Regions from separate parts of the Mus musculus genome. Here all the other regions are linked to region 1. A link is a loop called in an ENCODE intact Hi-C map of the cell type or tissue named here. Cell type or tissue: left cerebral cortex. All regions are shown on one strand.

The links. A loop is a pair of places that touch in the nucleus more often than their neighbours do. Peaks named below come from ENCODE experiments on the same cell type or tissue, not always from the same donor. Only the 100,000 strongest peaks of a DNase experiment are listed, where the experiment ranks them.
Region 2: it touches region 1 in a loop (2.2-fold over the local background); 15 of 42 quality-filtered maps call a loop at or near these places.
Region 3: it touches region 1 in a loop (4-fold over the local background); 15 of 42 quality-filtered maps call a loop at or near these places.

The regions. Positions count from the first base shown.
Region 1 is chr9:22,050,551-22,058,550 of GRCm38, reverse strand. Elavl3 (ELAV like RNA binding protein 3) reads left to right here and starts at 6,528. Exons shown (of 7, transcript NM_010487.2): 1 at 6,528-6,961. The coding sequence starts at 6,953. Zfp653 (zinc finger protein 653) reads left to right here. Exons shown (of 9, transcript NM_177318.3): 4 at 136-747; 5 at 873-1,050; 6 at 1,153-1,264; 7 at 2,023-2,137; 8 at 2,459-2,558; 9 at 2,658-3,140. The coding sequence ends at 2,835. In left cerebral cortex, CTCF peaks have their summits at 3,536 (motif pointing right) and 6,422; DNase peaks (open chromatin) are centred at 4,033, 6,449, 7,033, 7,287 and 3 more places; H3K4me3 peaks cover 2,428 bases; H3K27ac peaks cover 1,857 bases.
Region 2 is chr9:21,958,246-21,966,245 of GRCm38, reverse strand. Swsap1 (SWIM type zinc finger 7 associated protein 1) reads right to left here. Exons shown (of 2, transcript NM_025870.1): 2 at 7,976-8,000. Epor (erythropoietin receptor) reads left to right here and starts at 2,670. Exons shown (of 8, transcript NM_010149.3): 1 at 2,670-2,929; 2 at 3,910-4,042; 3 at 4,380-4,555; 4 at 4,641-4,798; 5 at 5,403-5,556; 6 at 5,635-5,722; 7 at 6,398-6,485; 8 at 6,576-7,347. The coding sequence starts at 2,815. The coding sequence ends at 7,187. In left cerebral cortex, CTCF peaks have their summits at 1,667 (motif pointing left), 3,630, 4,195 and 5,583; DNase peaks (open chromatin) are centred at 4,146, 4,477, 4,651, 5,214 and 2 more places; H3K4me3 peaks cover 1,948 bases; H3K27ac peaks cover 2,643 bases.
Region 3 is chr9:21,973,688-21,981,687 of GRCm38, reverse strand. Rgl3 (ral guanine nucleotide dissociation stimulator-like 3) reads left to right here. Exons shown (of 19, transcript NM_023622.4): 6 at 1-84; 7 at 183-398; 8 at 901-1,004; 9 at 1,102-1,186; 10 at 4,259-4,306; 11 at 4,412-4,498; 12 at 4,711-4,743; 13 at 4,828-4,949; 14 at 5,643-5,738; 15 at 5,828-5,896; 16 at 5,981-6,080; 17 at 7,148-7,300; 18 at 7,552-7,666. Among named protein-coding and RNA genes, the nearest start is that of Rgl3, 12 kb to the left of the region's middle. In left cerebral cortex, a CTCF peak has its summit at 3,449 (motif pointing left); a DNase peak (open chromatin) is centred at 4,057.

The sequences.
Region 1 (8,000 bases):
AGTCTTTCTAGTCCCCGTGCATGGTATTCTCACATGGGCTCTGGGAGTGGACCCCAGGTCCTTGTATATATAAACAAACACTTTAAGCTGAGCCACCTCCCCAGCTAGTAACTGTCTCCTTTCTTCTCCCTGCAGTGGGCAGTGGCCTGGTGGCTGGCAGCTCTGACTCATCCAGCTCGGGCTCCAGCTCTGACTCGGAGGAGCCTCCTGAGACCCAGCCAGCCAAAGCCTCAGCTGCTGCTGCAGCTCTCACCCCTGCCAGCCCCACGGGCAGCAGTGGGCTTATCACTCAGGAAGGAGTTCATATCCCCTTTGACGTCCACCATGTGGAGAGCCTGGCTGAGCAGGGCACCCCTCTGTGCCAAAACCCTGCAGGCAGCGGGCCTGAGGCCCTGGAGACGGTGGTGTGTGTGCCAGTTCCCATGCAAGTGGGCACTGGCCCCGGCACCCTCTTTGAGAACATGCCCCAGGAGGCACTGGGTGAGGTGGTGGCCAGCTGCCCGGTGTCAGGCATGGTGCCCGGCTCCCAGGTGATCATCATTGCTGGTCCTGGCTATGACGCTCTCACAGCCGAGGGCATCCGCCTCAATGTAGCTGCTGGCGGCGGCACTCCCAGCAGCAGCCTGGGTGAGGAGGTGCCCTGTGCCATGATGGAGGGTGTGGCAGCCTACACACAGACGGAGCCCGAGGGCACTCAGCACAGCACCATGGATACCACCTCTATAGCCAGCATTGAGACCAAGAAAGGTCTGGGGGTGCCACTGTGGCCTTTGGCAGGGGTTGGGAAGGGTGGCAGAGGGAAAGGAGTAGCCCTCGAAGTGAGCTCCTTGACAGCCTTATCCCCACAGACACCACCCCGTGTCACCCCGTAGAGAAGGAGGACCTGTATATGCTCAAGGAGGAGAAAGAGGATTCAGTGGCCCCAGAGCTGGCAGAGCTGGCAGCCACGGTGCCTGAGAATGCAGAGGCAGAGGCAGAAGTGGATGGAGAAGAATTGGACAGCAGTGAAATGTCAGCCATCATCTATGAGATTCCCAAGGAGCCCGAGAAGTGGGTGCTAGGGTGGATGGGTGGGACCAAGGGCAAGGGGCAGCTGCAGGTTATAGCCCACTGGGGACTGGCACCCTGATGCCACAGGCCCCTTCTCTCCAGGAGACGGCGGAGCAAGCGGTCACGTGTGATGGATGCTGATGGCCTGCTGGAGATGTTCCACTGTCCATACGAGGGCTGCAGCCAGGTGTATGTGGCTCTCAGCAGCTTCCAGGTGAGGCCACCCCCCAGGCAGGCCTGTTGTTGGGTCCAGCTGGCCTGGGCCATGTGGCTGCAGTAGAGGGCTCTACCAGGTGTCAGTGGTGTAGGGCCTGCCTCCATGAGCCCATTTCTTCACAGCTGGCCTTGCTTGACTTCTGACTTCCTCGACCCCATGTCTGCAGACATAGGTATAGCCAACCTGATCTGGCCAGCATCTCCCAGGTCACGCTCTTGATCTTGGCCTCAGGCACTAGCCATGGGAGCGCCAGATTCTTCTATAATTAGAACTTTCCCCATAGCTCACCTTCTATAGTGTGGATAGTATACCCTAGGGAGAGGCAGAGTGGTGTTTCCTCATCACTTCACACAAAAGGCCGCACCAGTAAGCCTTTGAACTTGCTGAGAATGTTTTAAGCACCTAGGCTGTTCTCATGGGTTAAAGAAAGAAAAAGAAAAAAGAGAGAAGAGACTCAAATCTCCCAGGGGCAGTCCAGCACTTGAGAGGCATCAGCCAACTTTGTGCTCTGGAGCCTCGGTTTCCTCCCAAGTACTGGGCAGGAGCCTACCGAGGTTAACTGGAACTGGGCCAGGACTGGAAAAACTGCTTTTTGACCCCAGTACTCCTGTCCAAGCTGGACACTAGGATGCCTCTTTCACTTCCTGGTCTAGGCCAGCTATGGCTTATGTCCTGGCTACCTGCATGTCTCCCCACTTTAACAGCCCCTTCCCCCGTGGACCCATGGCACCCACTCCTGCCCCTCTCACCCCTAGAACCACGTCAACCTTGTGCACCGAAAAGGGAAGACCAAAGTGTGTCCTCACCCTGGCTGTGGCAAGAAGTTTTATTTATCCAACCACCTGCGACGCCACATGATCATCCATTCAGGTCAGGCCCTGCCAGCTAGAACCCATAGGCCAGGTGTAGTGCACATGTGTAAATTCCAGCGTTCAGGAAGCCTAGGCTGTACCCGTGAACTCCCACATTTATACCTATACCCGGCACTGGTTTTTATGTGCAGTTGTCCTGAGTCCCGACACGAGTCATATGCAAGCTCATTTTAGCTTGGCAGTTGACACCTTGTGTCAGAAGCCCTCTTCCTACCTGCTGTCACTCCAGTGGATGTTGGTGCCCGGGTGGGGGTGGGGAGAGCTTGCTCCTTGTAGCCACCTCTACTGGGCGGGGTCCTGAGGCCGCTGCCACCTGCAGGCGTCCGCGAGTTCACCTGTGAGACCTGCGGCAAGTCTTTCAAGAGGAAGAACCATCTGGAGGTGCACCGGCGCACGCACACTGGGGAGACGCCCCTGCAGTGAGTGTCCAGCGCTAGGGAGGGAGGTGACCTGAGCGGGTTGCAGGGGAGGCTCAGCCCGCGGTGAACTGCCTTTGGGCCCCCTCTCCTGCTACGCAGGTGCGAGATATGCGGGTACCAGTGTCGGCAGCGTGCTTCGCTCAATTGGCACATGAAGAAGCACACAGCCGAGGTGCAGTACAACTTCACGTGCGATCGCTGCGGGAAGCGCTTCGAGAAGCTGGACAGTGTCAAGTTCCACACGCTCAAAAGCCACCCGGACCACAAACCTACCTGACGTGCCCATGCCCATGGACCTCAGCCTCTATTTATTTGTACTCTTGGACATTATGTCCAGACGATCAGAGCCCTAGATAGCCAGCCACAGGGGCTGCCCCAACCGCAGGCCGGAAGGAGGCATTCCCACTCTTCCCTGGGCAGGTGCCCCACCCTGCCCCATCACATCCCACCCATGGAGCTGGCACATGGGATTGCACTGCTGAACTGTGTCAAGAGCACAGAATGAGATTAAAGTGAAAAAAGAGTTGCCCTTCCCCTAAGCCTGGATAATTGTGGGCACTGGGCATCCCTTTGTGACCAATTAACCTGCTCTCTTCCTGACCCAGGCTAAGTTGGGAGTGGCTACCTTTGGATAACACACGAGGATCTTTCCTGTTAGCCTCTGCTCCCACGGGTAGGGGATGGGGGCTAGAATCCTGATGCCCACACCTTCCATCCCTTACAGAATGTTTGTTCCTGGCCCAGAGAATTGTGGGAGGAGCTAAGCTGTTGAACAAACATTTGGAAACTCCAATGTAGACAGCATCAGGCAAAAAATGGAGTGATTGGTTGGGTTAGGAACCTTCCCTGAGGAGGTGGCTTTTGCTCTTAAACTTGAGTGACAGAGAATCCATCCCTGTATGGGAGGACTCAGTGTGTTCCTGGAACAGGACACCGTGGCATAACAATTGCCTTGGACCCACTGCGTGCGGGGAGACTCATGAAGAAGTAGGTGCCACCACCAGGTGGTGCGCGAGCCGTTTGTCTATTCGGACGAAATAGTAGCTGACACGTGACCCAGGGGAGCACAGCCGCGAGCTCTGGCACGTGCCCTTGGGAGCCTTGCGGCGCCACGCGCAGATTGGTCCCGAGGGAGTGGCAACAAGACCCAATTCCCTCTTGGGACTCGGGGGTACATCAGCCTGGTGCAGAATTAACGGGGCTGGTCTAAGCTCTCCAAGAGCCAGTTCTCTTACTCAGGCAGTGGGAGCAGGCAGTTTCCATGGGAACCACGGTGGGACCTTTGCCCCTGGAGTAACCTGGCTGCAGAGACTGACTGCCAGCCAAGGGGAACGTGGGGTCAGGGGTGAGCTATCATTTGGGGGAGGTCCTGCTTCCGCAGCCGAGTTGCCCTACAAACCCGGAGGAGCCTGCTTTGCCATCGCCCCTACTGTGTGGATCACTGTGATTAGCCCGCCCTCTCCAGCGCGTGCGCCCTCTCATTGGCTCAATCTCCAGAGCTTCTTACAATTGGGTCTCTCGAGAGCCATTTCTGATTGGTTAAATCAGGTTGATTCGCACTCTAGACAAACCGGATCCTGAAAGGGCATACAAGAATAAGAATAGGGGCCGGGCAGGGGAGGCAGAGGCAGGCGGATTTCTGGGTTCGAGGCCAGCCTGGTTTACAAAGTGAGTTCCAGGACAGCCAGAACTATACAGAGAAATCAAAAAAAAAAAAAAAAAAAAAAGAATAGGACTGCTGAGACAGCTCATGGGTAAAGGCGTCTACCTTCACCCCCTTCCCCCAAGATTGGCTGAGTTCGATTCCAGGGCGCTACATCTTGGAAGAAGAGACCAAAATCCTGAAAATTGCCCTCTGACCCACACCCATGCACCATGACACACGTGCATGTTCTCTCTCTCTCTCTCTCTCTCTCTCTCTCTCTCTCTCTCTCTCTCTCTCTCTCTCTCTCTCTCTCTCTCTCTCTCTCGCACACACACACACACACACACACACACACACACAATGTTAATTCAAAACAAAACAAAAAGTTTGAGGTTAGGCTAGGTCTTGTGATTCTGGCTGCTCCCAGCAGCGCTTTCCCACTTTCCCACCCTGTCAGACCGCTGTCTGTGGTGCTGAAGCCTTGCGTGAGCCACCCCCCTCCCCCAATCCCGCTCCAGCAAATGTTCTAAACACTAAAGGAGGTGTTGCCACTCCAACCTCCTTTAAAAAATTAAAAAAATAATAATAAAAAAATAAAAAGCGTGCTTTCACAGGACAACCAAATACATGCCCAAAAAGCCAAACAATCAGTACGACTCTCAAGTCTTGCTTATCCAAGTTTGGATACCTATTTATGACCTCTTAAGCTGTATGAGTCTAATGGGGATCTATCATACCGAACCTTTAGCACAAACCTCTTCACCTGCTTCGGAGCAGTGTGATGTCCCCCTGACAGAAAAGGTGCTAGCGCCCACATTCTGAGGTCTAGAGTACTTGGCACACTTAAAACCAACACAATGTGTGTCCTTCCAAGGATGATAAAGACCACCCTAAACGCTCAATCATTTCCCTCGCCACCACTTTTCCTTTCTTTCTTTTTTCTGTTGCTGTTCTTCTTTGTTTTTTGTTCATTTTGCTACAAGGTCTATGTAGCCTAGGCTGGCCTGGAATTCACTACATAACTGACCCTGACTTTAAGATTCTGACCCTTTTGCCTCAGCACCCCCAGTGTTGTGATTCCAGGCTTGTTTATGTGGTGCTAGGGATCGGATCTGGGGTTTCATGGGCTAGTAACTGAACCAATCCTCAACCCATTTTTTTTTAATTTATTACTATTAGTGTGTGTGCATGTGCGTGTGTGTGTGTGTGTGTGTGTGTGTGTGTGTGTGTGTGTGTGTACCATGTAGAGTTGATTCTCTCTTTCTTTCTTTACATGGGTTCAGGGGATCACACTTCAGGTCGCTACCTAGCATGGTGGCAAATATCTTTCATTCCAACACCTGGGAGAGGCAGATGGATACCTGAGCTGGAGGCCACTCTGACCTATCAAGGACGTTCCAGGACAGTCAGTGCTACACCGAGGAACCCTGTCTCAAAAAACAAACAAACAAACATCAGATTTCCAGGCCTGTATGGCAAGAACCTTTTCTTGCTGAGCTATCTTTCCAGCTTCCTGCAGCCTTCTGTTTTGTTTTATTTTATTTTATTTATTTTTGAGAACCGGTCTTATGTAACCCAGGCTGGCTTTGAACTCTTGATCACTCTGACTATCTTCTAAAGTTAGCCTTACATCGTGCTCACCTTACTTTTGTTTTATGTTTGGTTGGTTGGTTGGTTTGGTTTGGGTTTTTTTGTTGTTGTTGTTGTTTGTTTGTTTAGATTTTCTTTTCTTTGTTCTTTAATTAAAAAAAAAAAAACCCAGGGTCTCCTAAGCAGCACGCAACAGCCTGAAGTTTGCTATGTAGCCCAGATCAGCATAAAGTGCTGTGTAGCCCATGCTAGACTCAAACTACCTTCCTGGCTCACCACACCTAGTATTCTAATATCACCAGAGGCCATGTGGAAACAAAAACTGTTCACTTCGGATCTAGCAGAACGGGTCTGGGTCTGAGTGTTTGCCCTTTCCCAGCCCTCCCAGACATCACCCATGCACCCCTGGTTGTGTTTGGGTCACCAAAGGCTGTTTTTTACCCCTTCAGAGTTAGATGCTGGACTGAAGAGGGGAACCCAATTTGTCGGCAAAGCTAAAGTAATACTCGAGAGTGGTGTCAAGACTAGAGTCAGAGTCCGCAGGCAAGAAAGAGCCAAGATCTGATGCCTCATCCTATTCTCTTTTGGCACGCAGAGTCTAGGCCCGCACTCGCTTCCACCTGCCGCGCCGTCGGGAGCCGGGAGGAGGCGGAGACCCACCGTCTCAGCCAATGAGCGACGCCGGCGCTGGCAGCTGCCTCTATAAAGGGCTGGGGGCGGCGGCAGTGCGACCCAGAGCGCGGAGCGCGCAGCGCGGGCCGGTGGGAGGGAGGGAGGGCGGGCGAGAGGAGAGGACCCATCACCCGGCACGGGACAGGCCGAACTGAGGGCCCGCCGCAGAAGGCAGAGCTGCCGAGATCTCAGTCACAGAAAGAGCGACTTCTTCAGGCCCGGCGGGGCCGCGCTCCGGGCACCCTCCACTGCGTGCCCGCTCCCTCCATCCACCTGCCGCTGGGGGTCTGGCCGTCGAAGCGCGCATCCCCAGGCTCGGGTCAGTTCCCGGCCTTCGAAGGCGCCGCCGCCTCCATCTCCTCCTCTGCAGCGGCCGCAGACGCAGACGCCCGGGCGGGACCCCGGCGTGAGCACCAGGCGCCCCCCTAGGAGTGCACGACCCCCGGAGCCGCCCTCGATACGGACCGCGCCCGCCGGGCACACAAGAATGGTCACTGTAGGTACTCCCTTGTCGCCGCGAGACGAACACGGGAGGGAGGGGCGGAGGCTGGCTCCACGGAAACGCGGGGAGTGGGGGGGTAGGACCAGGCCTAGCTAGGCCTAGGGGAGGGGGGGGGGTAGTACCGCGCCTCGGGCCTGAGAGTGGCCAGAGCTGCATCCGGAGTTTTGGGGAGTGGAGCCTGGTTCGAGAGGCTTTGGAAAGCCAGGCTGTGTACAGGGTGCCCTCAGCCACCCGGTGGTCCTTGTGGCTCCTCACTGGAAGGCTGTGGGGGAGGGGCCGCGGCGGCGGAGGATGCTTCCAGCATCCCAGGCCCAGACCCGCAGGCCGCCCAGGAGGACAAGGGCCACGATCTCCCACTGTTGGTCCGGGTAATGCCACTCGGCCTTCTCTGAGAGCTTTTTGGGGGGGAGGGGAGATGGAGAGGCGGGTGGCGTCGGATCGCGCTGCTCTAAGCCCGAGCCGCACCCGAAAGGCGGGCATCTTCGTCCTCGAACCCCGTCGACCTTGCGGCAAGCGGGGAGGGGAAGAGGAGGGGGCGCCCTGAGGCCTCGCGGCGGCCGCCGTGATCCCTTTGTTTCTCCGCCGGGCCGTAGCCTCGCGCGGGGCCTTGGGGCTGCGGGGGGGGGGGTAGTGCGGGAGGGGGGCTCCCCGTTCCCCGGCCGCTGCCTCCGGGTGAGGGCGTCCGGGGCTGCAGCAGTACTCCATAGGGCCTGCTGCACGCGCCCTCCCCGGTCAGGGCTCCGGGCCGCAGGGTGACCTTGAACGCGCCCGCAAATCGGGCCGCCTGGCCGGCGCACGGTTGCTTTCAGCAGCCTCGGAGCTGGTCAGCTCCCGAACTCACGGCCCCGCCCGACATGCCACGCCCTGTCGTGCCACGCCCATCCAGGCCCCGCCCCTAGGCCCCCTGGACCTGGCCTCAAGCGAGCCCTAGGACCTCCACCCCGCAGCCCGGGCGTGTCCCGGGGCGGGGCTGGCCAGTGCTCACCGCACCCTGGCTCCACCCCCGCCTCCCTGAGCGACTAGCTCCCCGCGC
Region 2 (8,000 bases), 92 kb after region 1:
GGTCAGAAGACAACTTGCCGCATGAGTTCTGTCCTTCCACTATACAGGTTTCTGAAGAGTGTCACACTGACCTCTGCCTTTATTGCTGTTGTTTTATGTGTTATATGTTTTGTGTGGTTTATATTGTATGTATTTTATGTGTGCCACTTCTGTCACTCAGGTCATCTGGCTTGGAGACAAACTGCCCCTGAGCCACCTCCCTGGCTCTCTATTCATGTATGTATGTATGTATGTATGTATGTATGTATGTATGTAGTATGTATGTATGTATGTAGTATGTATGTGTATATTATGTATGTATGTATGGGTCTTAGTTCCTGTTCTATAGACCCCACAATCAAGGAAACTCATAAACTAAGAGACTTAATTGGAGACTTGCTTACAGTTGCAGAATGTAAGTCCATTATCATGGTGGGAAGCACGGTGCTGGAGTGGTAGCTGAGAGCTCACATCTGATCCTGAGGCTTAGCACAAGGGAGACTGGGCATGTCATTGACTTTCAAAACCTCAAAGCCAACCTCCCAGTGACACATGTCACCCAAAATGGCCACAGCTTTTTAAAAAAATGATTTATTTTTATTTTATGTGCATTGGTGTTTTGCCTGTGCATGTCTTTCTGAGGGTGTCAAATCCCCTGGAACTTGATTTACAGACAGTTGTGGTTCTGGGAATTGATCTCAGGTCCTCTGGAAGAGTAGTCACTGCTCTTTACCCATGAGCCATCTCTCCAGCCCTCAGGGATGCACTTTTTTTTTAAGATTTATTTATTTTAAGGTTTATTTATTATTATATCTAAGTACACTGTAGCTGTCTTCAGACATACCGGAAGAGGGCATCAGATCTCATTACGGATGGTTGTGAGCCACCATGTGGCTGCTGGAATTTGAACTCAGGACCTTCGGAAGAGCAGTCAGAGCTCTTAACCACTGAGCTATCTCTCCAGCCCATTTGTAGCTGTCTTCAGACACACCAGAAGAGGAAGGGCATCAGATCCCATTACAGATGGTTGTGAGCCACCATGTGGTTGTTGGGAATTGAATTCAGGACCTTTGGAAGAGCAGTCAGTGCTCTTAACCGCTGAGCCATCTCTCCAGCCCAGTCCACCAACTGGGATCCAAACATTCAAATATATGAGCCTATAAAAGCCATTCTCATTTAAACCACTGTATCATAAATGTATGTATATATGAATGTATGTATGTATTCATCTATCTGCCTACCTATCTGTCCATGGGTGTGTCAATGCATGTATGCATATGTGAACATATACATACTTGTATCTGTGTATATGTGTATATCCATATATGTGTCTGTTCATGTATGTATGTATCCATGCATCTACCCATGTATGTATGTATGTACGTACTATGTACTTATGTATGTATATGTATGCATCCACCTATCTCTGTATTTGGGGGGTTCTGGGGATAAACCCAGGGTTTTCCACCTGCTAGGCAAGTGCTGTACCACTACCCGCCATTCAACTTTGTTTTTTTTATTTTTAAGTATAGAAAGCACAGGTCTGGGGCTGGTGAGATGGCTCAGGGGTAAGAGCACCCGACTGCTCTTCCAAAGGTCCGAAGTTCAAATCCCAGCAACCACATGGTAGCTTACAACCACCTGTAACAGAGATCTGATGCCCTCTTCTGGTGCGTCTGAAGACAGCTACAGTGTACTTACATATAATAAATAAATAAGTCTTAAAAAAAAAAAGAAAAGAAAGAAAGCACAGGTCTGTGATCTGAGCACTCAGAAGCTTGGGTCAGGAGGATTGCCACAGTTCCAAGACGGCCTGGGCTATTTAGTGACATCCTGCATGGAAGAAAGCAAGCAATACTGGAGCTGTAGAGTTGGCAGAGCCCTTGCTCAGTAAGGTGAAGCTCTGGGTTCCAGTCCCAGCACCACATAGGTGGTGCATGCCTGTCATCCCAACACCCAGGAAGTGAAAGCAGGAGGACCAGGAGTCTAACATCATCCTTAGTTATTCAGGGAGCTTGATGTCAGCTTGGGATACACTGTCTCCAAAACAATCAGGGCTGGTGAGACGGATGGCTCAGGTGAGCTGGCTCAGCTGGTCAAAGATTTTTCTGCCAATACTGAAGACCTCAGCTTAATACCAGGAGCACAAGGCAGGAGAGAGCTGACTCCCCAAGTTGTTCTGTGCTGTCCACAAGCATCCTGCTGCATTTGTGCATGCACACACATGCACACACACACAAATGTAATTTTAAAAATAGTAAATATTTCATATTCCCAAATCCGTGTAATTCATAAACAGAAAACACCATAGCACGTGTCTGTCACGCTACACAGCCTGATTCCACTCACACACCCAGTTGCTAGTTGTCTTTAGGATTCTTATTTTGAACTGAGCTGGGGAAGAGATACTGGCTGGAGCGAGAGCCTCTCTTCCATCTGTGGCCTGCCGGCTGCACAGCAGGCTGGATTCACAGATGCCCGGACTAGACCTAGACGGTGAAACAACATAAGTCACTTGTCCGTGACCACATTAGCAAAGCCACCCGAAACAAAACTCTGCTGTCTGCCCCACCCCCTACACTGGTTTAGGCAGTGGCTGTGCCCAAGAAGGCCCCTGTTCCCTTGGTGGCTGTAGCTTATCTGTCCCCAGCCTGCAAGCTGGCCCCGCCCCCTGGAAGGAGCTGCCACTTAGAAGCTCCTGGTCAGCTGTGTCCGGCAGCTGCTGCTGACCCAGCTGTGGACTAGGGGAAAGGGGAAAGAGGAAAGGGAAGGAGAGGTGGGGGGGACGAAACAGGGGCGCTGGAGCCCTGAGCTTCCTGAAGCTAGGGCTGCATCATGGACAAACTCAGGGTGCCCCTCTGGCCTCGGGTAGGCCCCCTCTGTCTCCTACTTGCTGGGGCAGCCTGGGCACCTTCACCCAGCCTCCCGGACCCCAAGTTTGAGAGCAAAGGTAAGAACTGTACATGGGCAATGCTGTGGTCTGAATTCCCAGCCCGAGTCCCAGGGGCTAAATGTCCCCTGAACCTCCAGATGGGGTCCTAGGGGCCAAACTGGTGTCTGAACTCGATGAGGCATCTCAGAGTCTCCTCGCCCTGGAGTGATGCTCAGGGCAGAGGCTTAAGATTGGTTGGTTTGTTTGTTTGTTTGTTTGTTTGTTTGTTTGTTTGAAGCAGGATCTCGCTAGACATTCCAGGATGTCCTGGAATTGCTAGGATGAAAGGCATGTGTCACTCGCCTGTACTGTTTCTGGTTTTGAGGCGGCGTCTGTGTAGCCAAAGCTGCCCTCAGACTCATTATGTAATTGAGGTTGAGCTTGAATTCCTGATTCTCCTGCCTCCACCTCCAGTTGCTGGGATGACCTGCAAGAGCCAACACATTCGGCTCTGTTTCGTGTTTTGAGGGAGTCTGGGATATGGTAGAAATGGCAAGGGTAAGGTAGTGCTAGGTCCGCTCTCCTGGGGGAGGGGATCGAGCTCCCAGAGACTGTGAAACAGACCCGCTGCAGACTGTAAACTCAGTTTGGCGGGCGGATGGTGCTAGGTCCTTTGGACGGCTTGCTAGGAGGAGGAAGGGGGCGGGGGACACGGTTGGCGCTATCGGGGGACAGCCGGGTGCCTGCGGGAACCGATAGGAGGCCGAGTTCTCTGCGCTCACACACACCCGCTAGGGCGGGGCGAACAGCGCTCAACTTGCAGGGTGAGTGGGCGTGCGCACGGAGGAGTAGAACAAGGCAGGCGGGGTCGCTACTCTTGGGAGTTCTGAGGCGCCACTTTTGCAAGACCCCTCGAAGGCCCTTTTGGAGAAGAGGGCGGGGCACTAAAATTATCGGATCTGCACAGGCGACAAGAGGGAGGGTAAGGGCACCGTGGAAGGCAGACCTGGGCTTCCCTGATCTCCCCCTCCCCCCGCCATGGCTATCCCCTTTTCTAGCGGCCCTGCTGGCATCCCGGGGCTCCGAAGAACTTCTGTGCTTCACCCAACGCTTGGAAGACTTGGTGTGTTTCTGGGAGGAAGCGGCGAGCTCCGGGATGGACTTCAACTACAGCTTCTCATACCAGCTCGAGTGAGTCCTCAGGACTGGGTGGCCTTAGGAGGGGTGGGTAGAGCAGAGCTTCCTGGATGGGCCTGGAGACTAGGTTAAGGGTGGGAAACTCCGGGAACGGAGGAGGGGATGGGGGTGGTGCGGATGGTGTGGAGGTCGCCCCTGGGTGGCCGGAGCTGGAATAATTCTTTTCCATCAATGGACTCAGGTATTACGTTGGAATTAGGGCACTACCATCGTGGTAGTCAAAAATGCTCTGGTCCCCACGATGTGGACCAAAGAAATCCGAAACTCTCCAATCACCTCCTGCCCTCCCTACTTGTTCAACCTTTTCTTCTTGGTTCCCCCGATCGCACAGGGGTGAGTCACGAAAGTCATGTAGCCTGCACCAGGCTCCCACCGTCCGCGGCTCCGTGCGTTTCTGGTGTTCACTGCCAACAGCGGACACATCGAGTTTTGTGCCGCTGGAGCTGCAGGTGACGGAGGCGTCCGGTTCTCCTCGCTATCACCGCATCATCCATATCAATGAAGTAGGTAGGTGAGAGGGGATGGGAGCGACATCGATGGGGTGGGGACCGAACTGGGTCCCCGCCTACAGGATCCATTTCACTTTCTGCAGTGCTCCTGGACGCCCCCGCGGGGCTGCTGGCGCGCCGGGCAGAAGAGGGCAGCCACGTGGTGCTGCGCTGGCTGCCACCTCCTGGAGCACCTATGACCACCCACATCCGATATGAAGTGGACGTGTCGGCAGGCAACCGGGCAGGAGGGACACAAAGGGTGAGAGCTAAGAGAACAGCCGCACCCAACCTTCCCAAAGTCCCACTCCTTCAAGTGCCTCTCCCAGTGCCCAACATCCCATCGCTATTTTAAAACTGCTCTCTTGCCTGACATTTAGATATTTAAAAAATGATGTTTATTTGTGTGGGAGAGGTGCACACTTGCCACTGTGCACTTGTAGAGGTCAAAGGACAACTTTTGTGAGCTTTCTATTCCCATCACTTGGGTCCACTGAGCCATATCGTCGGCCCATACCATTGGAGCTCTGTCCCCCGACCCCCATGAGCATTTCTGATGGATGCTCATGCCTCTGGGGCAACCCATCAGAGAGCTTCGGCCCCTTTCACAACCTGGTACAAATTCCCAGATATCAAGATCTCTGTCAGGTGTCTGTCTCTGCCTTTATAGGGCCCACAGCCAGTTCCTGACTTTGGGGTCTTCTATCTGATTGGCTTTGAGCCAAGAACGGGACTGATCAGTTGATACTATTATTTGAACACCCCCAAGTACCCTCCCCATAATTAGGGTGCCTCCGTGAAAGCCCCCAAATCCCTTTCTCACTGGGTGTGTTGGTTAGCTGTCTCCTGGCTCCACCCGCCCCCAGGTGGAGGTCCTGGAAGGCCGCACTGAGTGTGTTCTGAGCAACCTGCGGGGCGGGACGCGCTACACCTTCGCTGTTCGAGCGCGCATGGCCGAGCCGAGCTTCAGCGGATTCTGGAGTGCCTGGTCTGAGCCCGCGTCACTACTGACCGCTAGCGGTGAGGCCCTAGTTCCTCGGGGTGCAGGAGGAGCTGGGCCAAACACCAGGCAAACTCCCTGACCTTCTTGCCTCCCAGACCTGGACCCTCTCATCTTGACGCTGTCTCTCATTCTGGTCCTCATCTCGCTGTTGCTGACGGTTCTGGCCCTGCTGTCCCACCGCCGGTGAGCCCCTCACCTGAGGTCTGACTTAGATCGTCCCCTGGGATCGCCCTTTCTAGAGAAAGCGAAGTTCAGATGGGGTGAGCACTTGCCCAGGGTAACAAGCAGCAGGTCAGTGCTAGAACACACACACTCCTGAATGTCACTCTTGGGCAGTGGCTGGAGTTCCCTTGACCTTAGCGCAGGCTCCTTCCTGCATTCCTTTGTGGGTTCCATTTCCCAATGTCGTCAACTTTGTCAAATCAACCAGAAAGTTTAATGGGAAAGATTTAAGCCAGTGGCTTTAATGATCTGACTAGCTGAGATATTTACAATTCCCAGTGCACTCAAAGCTTTGCCCTTCCGGCTTTTCTGTAAGCACACATCCTGTTTGCCTTTCATGGCTGCGTTTATTTACTTTGTTGAAAAACATGCATGCAATTTTGGTGGTTCTGGGGATCCAACCCATCCCTAGCCTACGGACGGGAATGGTGAAGAGTGTGAGGCAGGATATACCAAACTCCTATGCATCCTTCAAAATTCTGTTATCCTTTGGTGGGGCCTTGCTAATGCCTCCTCCGTAGACTGTTGCTCATTCCTGCAGGAATGCTGAAAGTCACTGTGGTGGTGGGTTTAAGAGGGCACAGGTGAGTGTGCAGTGTCACAGGTCCATGGACTTGTTTCTAACGATTTCAATAGGACTCTGCAGCAGAAGATCTGGCCTGGCATCCCAAGCCCAGAGAGCGAGTTTGAGGGTCTCTTCACCACCCACAAGGGTAACTTCCAGGTAGGTGACCTGTTTGTGTTCTCTATTCTGGGGGCTGCTGCTGCCGCTGCACACTGAAGGTGCCTCTGAGCGCAGGTGTTCTTTTTCCAGCTGTGGCTGCTGCAGCGTGATGGTTGTCTGTGGTGGAGCCCGGGCAGCTCCTTCCCTGAGGATCCACCTGCCCACCTAGAGGTCCTCTCAGAGCCACGCTGGGCAGTGACTCAGGCTGGGGACCCAGGGGCAGATGATGAGGGGCCCTTACTGGAGCCGGTGGGCAGTGAGCATGCCCAGGACACCTACTTGGTATTGGATAAGTGGTTGCTGCCCCGGACCCCATGCAGTGAGAACCTCTCAGGGCCTGGGGGCAGTGTGGACCCTGTGACTATGGATGAAGCTTCAGAAACATCTTCCTGCCCGTCTGACTTGGCCTCAAAGCCCAGGCCAGAGGGCACCTCACCTTCCAGCTTTGAGTACACCATCCTGGACCCCAGCTCTCAGCTCCTGTGCCCTCGGGCACTGCCTCCCGAGCTACCTCCCACTCCACCTCACTTGAAGTACCTATACCTTGTGGTGTCCGATTCTGGCATCTCAACAGATTACAGTTCGGGGGGCTCTCAGGGAGTCCACGGGGACTCATCTGATGGCCCCTACTCCCACCCCTATGAGAACAGCCTTGTCCCAGACTCAGAGCCTCTGCATCCCGGCTATGTGGCCTGCTCCTAGGACTCCAGCCTACAACGTCTTGAACGGGATTGGTGAAGCCATACTTAAAGTCAGAGCTGACCTTGGCCCTCTGAGCAGGAAGAGACAGCCTTGCAATGTTAAGATTAAGAGTTATCTGTCTGTATATAGAAATATATATATATATCGATTTTTCTACCTTGACTTTGTCTTATTTGTGTATGTATGGCGTGAGTGTGGGTGCAGGCATGCCTCAGTTCATGTATGGAAGTTGATTCTCTCCTCTCACCTGAATGCAGAGCACCTTGTTCCTGCCTTATTTCCTGATCCAGGCTAGCTGTCTGTGTGCTTGTTTCTCTCTCCTGTCGGCCTCCCATGTTGCCTTTGGGTTGCTGCAAAGACTGCAGACTGCACCACAACCCTCAGGAGTTCTCTTGCTGGCCCATATTTTAGTTGTTTGAGACACGGTAGCTGAAGGTGACCTTGACCTCCCGATGCTTCAGTCTTTCCCTCCCCAGTGCTGGGGCTCCAGGCATGCTCCACCACGCCCAGCTCAGAGGTGCCATGCCCAGCTCAGGGGTGCCAGGCACTGTACTAGAGCTTCCTGCATGTTAGGCCTCTGCCATGGCCTGGGACCCCATCTCTGCCTGGACCTAGGACATGGAAATAAACAGCTAGCACTGAATTTTTGGATCTGGCGACATGAAGACAGACATAATGGTCAGTGTATATGTCACTAGCTGTCAATACACACTGCTCCAAAACTTAGTGTCATATCCACTGTTGATCTCCTGCCGGACAGAAAACCCAAGTACACAGACCACCAGAGTCCAATGTGGTGAACCAATAGAGCTT
Region 3 (8,000 bases), 77 kb after region 1:
GAGGAAGGCCCCAGTTCAGAAGGCCCAGAGCTCCTGGACTTCAGCGTGGATGACGTGGCAGAGCAGCTGACCCTTATGGATGTGGTGGGGAACCCCCCCCCCCACCGCCAGCGGCACGGTGGGAGGGCAGCAGGAGGCCTGAACGATGAGCACACATCTCACCCGCATTCTCCCCTACCCAGGAGCTCTTCTTGCGCGTGAGGTCCTGCGAATGCCTGGGTTCCATGTGGTCTCAGCGCGACCGGCCAGGAGCTGCAGGCATCTCTCCCACAGTGCGTGCCACCGTAGCCCAGTTCAATACGGTGACCGGCTGCGTGCTGGGCTCGGTGCTCGCTGCGCCCGGCCTGGCGGCCTCGCAGAGGGCACAGCGCATCGAAAAATGGATTCGCATCGCCCAGGTATGCATCAGAGATGAGGCTCGGGTGGGGTTCAGGCATTGTAGGACACAGGATTGGAGAAGCTGAGGATCGGAGACTGGAAGTGAGTGTGGTGAAAGACTAGTATTGCGGTGGGAGAGTGGAGAAAGAAGGGAATAGGGGTAGATGGAAGAAGCCAGGTTCAGCTGAGAGGTTTGGGGTTGGGAGTCGGGGGGCGGGGGGCAGAGAGGCTCCTGAAAGGCAAGGGAAATATCTGTTTGCATGTTTAGTTATGAGACCTGGAATCTGACCTGGTATCAGAAAATCCAACCACAGCCTGGGTATAGAGGCACATACCTGTAATCACAGCACTTGGGAGGTGGAGGCAGGAGGATGGAGAGTTAGAGATCAGCCTTGCCTGTGTAACCAGACCTTGTCTTTAAAACCAAAACAAACCACGAAGTTACTATAACAAAGGAGCTGTGATTGGGAGATGACAGCAGTGGAGTGTGGCTGCTGACCAGAGCTCCCCTCTCACCCCTAGCGGTGCAGGGAACTACGAAATTTCTCTTCATTGCGAGCGATCCTGTCCGCCCTGCAATCTAACCCCATCTACAGACTCAAGCGCAGCTGGGGAGCTGTGAGCCGGTGAGTTGGATGTCATGCACAGTATGCCCTATCCCAGGTGCCCCCCTCCCCACTCCCACCCCCGCTGAGCCTGACTGTGCCCCTCTCACCCCTACAGGGAACCGCTGTCTGTTTTCAGGAAACTGTCACAGATTTTTTCTGATGAGGATAACCATCTCAGCAGCCGAGCGATTCTTTCCCAGGTATTAGGAACCCCCGAATTCAAGGGATTCATATTTGTAACAACACCACTTGGGAGGCTGAGGCAGGAGGATCACTGTGAATTCGAGGTCAGCCTAGTCTACACAGCAAGCTAGCCAGGGTGATATAACAAGACTAGTGTGGAACTATGTGAGACTGTCTCAAATATCCCAAGAGTATGGAGATGGGGAGAGGGGCTCAGTTGGTAAAAGCTGGCTGGCAGATGTGGAATTCCAGCAGCCAGCGCGGGAGGCATACACAGATGGACTTGGGCTCACTTGATAGAAATCTAGCCCAAAACATCAGTCTTCAACTTAAGCGAGGGACCCTAGCTCAAAAATACAAAGATCAATATAGGAAATGCTTGGTATTTATTATTTGCTTATTATCTATGTGTTTATTTATTTAATGTTTATGACTGCTTGCCTCCATGTATGTGTGTGTACCACGTACATTCATGGTACCTACAGAGATCAAGGAGAGCATCAGGTAGGTTCCCTAGAACTGGAGTTAGAGTCATAAACGCTAGAAATCAAACCCAGGTCACCTTCAAGAACAACAAATGCTCGTAACCACTGGGCCATCTCTCCAGCCCCAGGATACTTGATGTTGACCTCTGGCCTAATGTACGAGCATGAACACACACGCACAAAGGGCTGGGAACAGATCTTAATCATAGGTGTGAAGCCGGTATAATTCAGGTCAGGTGGTGTAGCCTCTAATCCCTGCATTTGGGAGGTGGAGGAGGATCAGTTGTTCAAGGATGGTTTTGGTTACATAGTGAGTTCAAGGGGTCTTGTCTCAAGACAAAACAAAATTTTTTTTAAAAAGCAGGGCCTGGTGGCACATACTTTAATCTTAGCACTTGGGAGGCTGAGGCAGGTGGATCTCTGAGTTCAAGACCAGCTTGGTCTGCATAGCAAGCTCCAGGCTAGCCATGGCTTAGGAGGCTCTGAGCCTAGGGAAGAGTCCTTCCTTTGGTGGTCTTGTCCGCAGCAGCCCAGCTCTCCTCTTTCCGGCTTGTTCTCTCTACTCACACTCAGTCTTCATTCAGCGAAAACCAAGAAGCTCAGAGGGAACGATTCCCTGCAGCTAACGTTATGGCCCGGCGAGGGGGTGGGGGTGGGGCTGGGGGGGCACCACGCTTGGGGAATTACCTTGATAAGCAGGGTTGTGACTGTGGGCCAGTATGTCCGACTTACTGTAGCAGGTGTCAGCTGTGATCAGAATCGGGAGTTTGTCCTCAGCGTGAATTCTGTGCAGATGAACATGGAGCTAGATTTCTGGCTCTGGAATATTCTGTATCCCTCAAGATAGGTGTGTGCTTTGCCCACTCGCCCCCTGCATGTCTCTCCCAAATGGCTCTCCCTTCAAGAAGCACCCCCTCCCATCATTTTCACCGTCCCCTTGTGTACCCAGTGCCCCTTGTTTCTGCTTTCCCTGTCATGAGTTATCTTGACTCTCCCATCTTTCCCTCACTAATGGTCAGACAGTTTGTCACCCTTGGCTAGTCAGCACTCAAAACAGCGCATGACAGCACAGTAGGTATTCAGTAAACACCAAGCAGGGCTGGAGCTGGGGCTCAGTTGGCAGAGGCTTACATCACATGATGAAGCCCTGGGCTCCATCCCCAGCACTGTATACAGTGGGTGAGGTTGGAGCCTAGTGGTGGTGGCACACACCTTTAATCCCAGCACTTGAGAGGCAGAGGCAGGTGGATCTCTGAGCTCCAGGTAACACAGACCAAGTTGCAGGACAGCCAGGGCTACACAGAGAAACCCTGTCTTGGACAAACAAACAAGACAAAAACCAAACCAAAAAAAAAAAAGGGTGAGGCTGTCCAGACCTGTCGCCGCAGCACTCAGGAGGCAGAGGCAGGAAGGTCAATTCAAAGTCACTCTGTGCTACAAAGAGACTTTGAGGTCAGCCTGGACTACATGAGATCCTGTCTCAAAAACAAAACAAAAATGGGGGAGGGGAGGAAGAGTCTTGTTAATGGATAGAAAGAAAATAGGTAGATAGCTCTCCTCTGTAAACATAAGACTCAGGAACAGAGAGAGGCAGGAGGATCCCACATTTACAACCAGACTGGGTTACAGTGAGACCTTGTCTCAAAACAAAATTAGGGGGAAATAAAATCAAAACTGAGATCTGGGGAGCCAGAGAAATGGTCAGTGGTCAAGAACACTTTCAGCCTTTGAGGGGACCCCAGTTTGTTTCCAGTGTTCACAACCACCTGTGACTAAGCACCTGGGGATCTGATGCCCTCTTCTGGCCCTTTGAGGTACTGCATACACACCGCTGCCACCCCTGCACCCGCTGCCACCACCACCACACAAAGAACCCCCAAACAAAACAAAACCTTCTAGTGAAAGTGTGTCTCAGGTGAGGGGCCTTCAATGGGCAGAAAGCCAAGCCCCTGTGTGACAGCCATTATTTCTAACCTACAAGAACCAAGCACACCCCTGCCCTCCCAGGGGACTCCAGTCCAGATGGGGACAAAACAGACCTTGCTGTTCAGAAGTGTGCTCAGGTCCTGCCAGAGATCCCCAGTCGGCAGTTCTAAGTAGACTGGGGACAAACATTTTCTTCCTGTCCACTCTGGTCTCGCCCTGACTTCCGGCTTTAACTGTCCATAGGCTAACTCCACGCCCCGTTTGGCATTAACAACCTATTTGTGATGTTCTTTTGTTTTAAGACAGGGTCTCCTGTAGGATAAGGAGGACTTTGAGCACCTGATCTTCTTGCCTCTGTGTGGGGTGCCGGGATGACAGGAATACACTGACACAGGCAGTTTATGCACTGCATGGGATGGGACCCAGCCCTTCCCACTACAGCCCTAGCCCCCGGCTTGTGACTTACTTGTGTGTGTGTGTGGAAGGATGCTCATACCACAATCTGCTTCTGGAAGTCAGATTGGTCCTCTCGGGTGGGTCCTGGAGATCCCACTTGGGTTGCCAGCCTTGGCAGCAGGCCCTCCTCCTTCCTGAGCCAGCTCAGCTGCCTCCATATGTGCCTCCGTGAGAAGTGTCAAAGTGGGCCTCGGATTCATGTAGTCTTTCTCTTCCTCTCAGGAGGAGACCACTGAGGATGATGACTGCCCCTCAGGAAGTCTGCCATCAGTAAGCAGTATGGTTCATGATGGGGATCGGGGTGAAAGGGGAACTCTGGGGGAGTGGTGTGGGGTCAGTGATGCCCATGAATAACTGAACCTTTGGGGGTTGCAGAAACTGCCCCCGGGTCCTGTCCCCTACCTTGGCACCTTCCTCACAGACTTGGTTATGCTGGATACAGCCTTACCGGATACGTTGAAGGTTTGACCTCCCACCCTTGACTCTTGACCCCTGACCTATTATCCCCAACACAACAGTTCTCCAGACATCCAGCTTTGATCTAGCTTGAACTCATATTTCCCTCCACCCCCGCTTACCATAGAGACTTGTGCCACCCTAGCTCTTAAGCTTGACTTTTGACCCTTGACCCTTGACCCTGGATACTATAGCTCAAGCCAGCTTTGCCCCCTCAGGGAAACCTCATCAACTTTGAAAAGAGGAGGAAGGTAAGTGGGAGGGTGTTGGGGATGGGTGAGATGCCCAAGGGTGGGAGGCAGGCTGAGGCAGGATCTCAGTAGACACCCCCCCAGGAGTGGGAGATCCTGGCCCGAATCCAGCAGCTACAGCAACGCTGCCAGCGCTACAGCCTGAGCCCCCGCCCGCCAATCCTGGCTGCACTTCGAGCCCAGCGCCAGCTCAGCGAGGAGCAAAGGTGACCACTGAAACAAGTCCACGTCACTCATTCAACCCACCCTGCCTTCCCTTCCAGAAATATTCCAGGCCCCATCTTGAAGGCAACTCCACCCCAGGACCTTTCTTTTCTCCCGCCCGAAGGCCATCACCCTCCTCCAACCCTAATCCTGACCCACCCTACACTCCGGTTTTAGCCCTTACTGTTCACTTTGCCACTCAGCTTGACTGTCCCAACTGTTCTGATCTTGTTATCCAAATCTGCAGCCTTGATCACTCAGTCCTAGTCTGAGGAACTCTCTCGCTGTCCAACTCAGTCAGCCCGTTGCTTCCACTCACGTCCAGTTGATCCCCCGAATTACCTTACCCTGAACTTTAGAGCTGGCCTGGTTCTGCTCTGGAATCTCTGCTTTATTTATCACTTTCAGTGCCACACACATGCCGGGTGTGACCCCTATGCCACAGCCACAGCCCACTGGGGGACTCTAGCCAAGCACTCTATGTATGAGCCACACCCCTAACTAATCTCACCTGTGAATGTTTTGCACCCCACTAACCAAACAGTTCACCGCATCTGTAATGCACCCTGATACCCCAGTGATTCCCATTTCTAACCTGACTTTGACCCAGGGCTCTAACCCCTCTCCTCCTCACCCCAGAAGTGGTTCACATCTCATTCTAACCGTTACCTCCTCTGCTTCCTGAACCTCTCTAGCTACCGAGTCTCCCGTGTTATTGAGCCACCAGCTGCCTCCTGTCCCAGCTCCCCTCGTATCCGGCGACGCATCAGCCTCACAAAGCGTCTCAGTGCGTGAGTGTCGGGATGTGTAGGGAAGCCATGTAGGTAGAAACTGGGGCTATCCACTCCTGGAGGTAAGACATCCCTTGTCCTTACCCTAGGAAGCTGTCCCGAGAGAAGAACTCATCTCCTGGCGGGAGTCCCGGGGATCCGTCCTCACCTACCTCCAGGTGAGTGTCTGAGGCAGAGGGGACTAGAGATGCCAGGACAAAAGACACGCCAGTCCTCCCAGTCTGATTCTGTGTTTTTACCAGTGTGTCTCCAGGTTCACCCCCATCCAGCCCTAGAAACCGAGAGCCTCCTCCTCCGGGCAGTCCTCCAGCCTCCCCAGGGCCTCAGAGCCCCAGCACCAAGGTACCAGGACAATCTGTGATTTTATAAAGGACTGGGGCACCCAAGGCTCAGAGTGTGTGCATGCGTGTGCGTGCGTGTGTGTGTGTGTGTGTGTGTGTGTGTGTGTGCGTGTGTGTAGAACTGCAGGTATGTATCACAGAGTCTGGCTGCTCTCTGTTGCTTTATCTGGGAGACTGGACATCTCCACCGCCAATGAGCAATCACCTACCATTCTGGCTTCTCCTCAGTCAGTCTGACCTGGATCCCCACCTATCTGCAGGCACATCAGGAGTGATCACTACAACTTTTTTCCCTAATGAGCAGTACTCCAGCTAAATGTATGTAGTACAGGCCTGTAATCCCAGTAATTGGGAGTTGGAGGTAAGAGGATCATGAGTTCAAAGCCATCTTTGGCTACATTATGATTTTAAGCTCCATGACATCATGTCTCAACAACAACACAAACAAACAAAAAGTACTGGCATTGAATCTAGGACCTCATAAAGGCATTATCACTGAGCCGTGCCGTAGGCCCTCACTGTCTTGAGACAGGGTCACATTAAGTTGCCCAGGCTAGCCTTGAACTTCTACCTGAGCCTCTCAAATAGCTGGGATGACAGTTCTGTGACAGCAGCTCCAACTGTCACTTCCTCAAAGACATACAAGTCCCTAGGCTTGCCTGCCTGCACACATGACAGGGAAATACTCCAAACATCCACAGGATGACGCATGTGGCTGCTCGGCTGCTCTCTGATGGGGTACTGTAGGTTTCCAACTGTGAGCACACCTGTGTATGCACACTGTACACTCTCTGCTTAGGATCCTGCTGTGGCCTTTGCTTTGTGGGTATATGGGCCCTGTGTCCGTTTCTTTCTGTGACAGAGAACTGTGGTTTGTGTGTGATGGCATGACATGTACCCAGCCTTGTGCGTGTACCCTAACTGCGTGGTGCCCAGGCTCTCATGTGTGAGGACTCTGTGAGTGCTGTGTGTTCATCAGTTGATTGTATACAGTGGGGTGGGAGCCTCGTGCTTCTCAGCACACAGCTGAGCAAGGCTGCAGCCTCCGCCACCCCACACTGCCTACAGCTCTCCCTGACCATGGACCCACCAGGGCCCTGGCCCGTGACCTTGACTCCGAGCAGCTCCCGAGTTCCCCTCCTCGGGCAGCAGACGTCAGAGGCCCGCGTCATCAGAGTCAGCATCAACAATAACCACGGGAACCTGTATCGGAGCATCTTGGTGAGGGCTGGGAAGGGACAGCCATGTCTTAGATCTGAGACCCAGTCACTTTCACACCTCTTCCTCTTTAATTTGTTTTTAAATTACATTTATGCAGTGTGTATGTGAGATCAGATGACAGCTTGCTGGAGGAGACTATTCTCTTCCCACCATGCGGGTACCAGGGACTGACCACCGAAACTCAGGTTGTCAGGCCTAGCACAGCCTCCTCCCGCTGAGCGTTTCACAGGTCCTTTCTCGTTCTTCTCCAGCTTACTTGTCAGGACAAAGCCCCCAGCGTGGTGCAAAGAGCCCTGGAGAAGCACAATGTGCCCCAGCCCTGGGCCCGTGACTACCAGCTCTTCCAGGTCCTGCCTGGGGACAGAGGTAAGCAGAGAAAGCCTGCAGCCTGAGCTGGGCTTGGGGCCCATGGGTTCTGGCAAAAGCAGCTGAAGAGAAGGTTTATCTCGGCTCATGGTTCCGGAGCTACGGTCCATCGTGGCGGGGCAGGAAGGCAGAACTTTGAGGCCACTGTTCAATCAGCACCTGCAGCTGGGAAGCGAAGGGAGCCGGATGCTCCGTGCTTTCTCCTGCAAAAACCTTTTTTTTTCTTTTTCTTTTTGCATTACATATATTTCATTTTTGAGCGAGGCCAAGTGGTGGTAGCACACACCTATAATCCCAGCACTCGGGAGGCAGAGGCAGGCCAATTGCTGAGTTC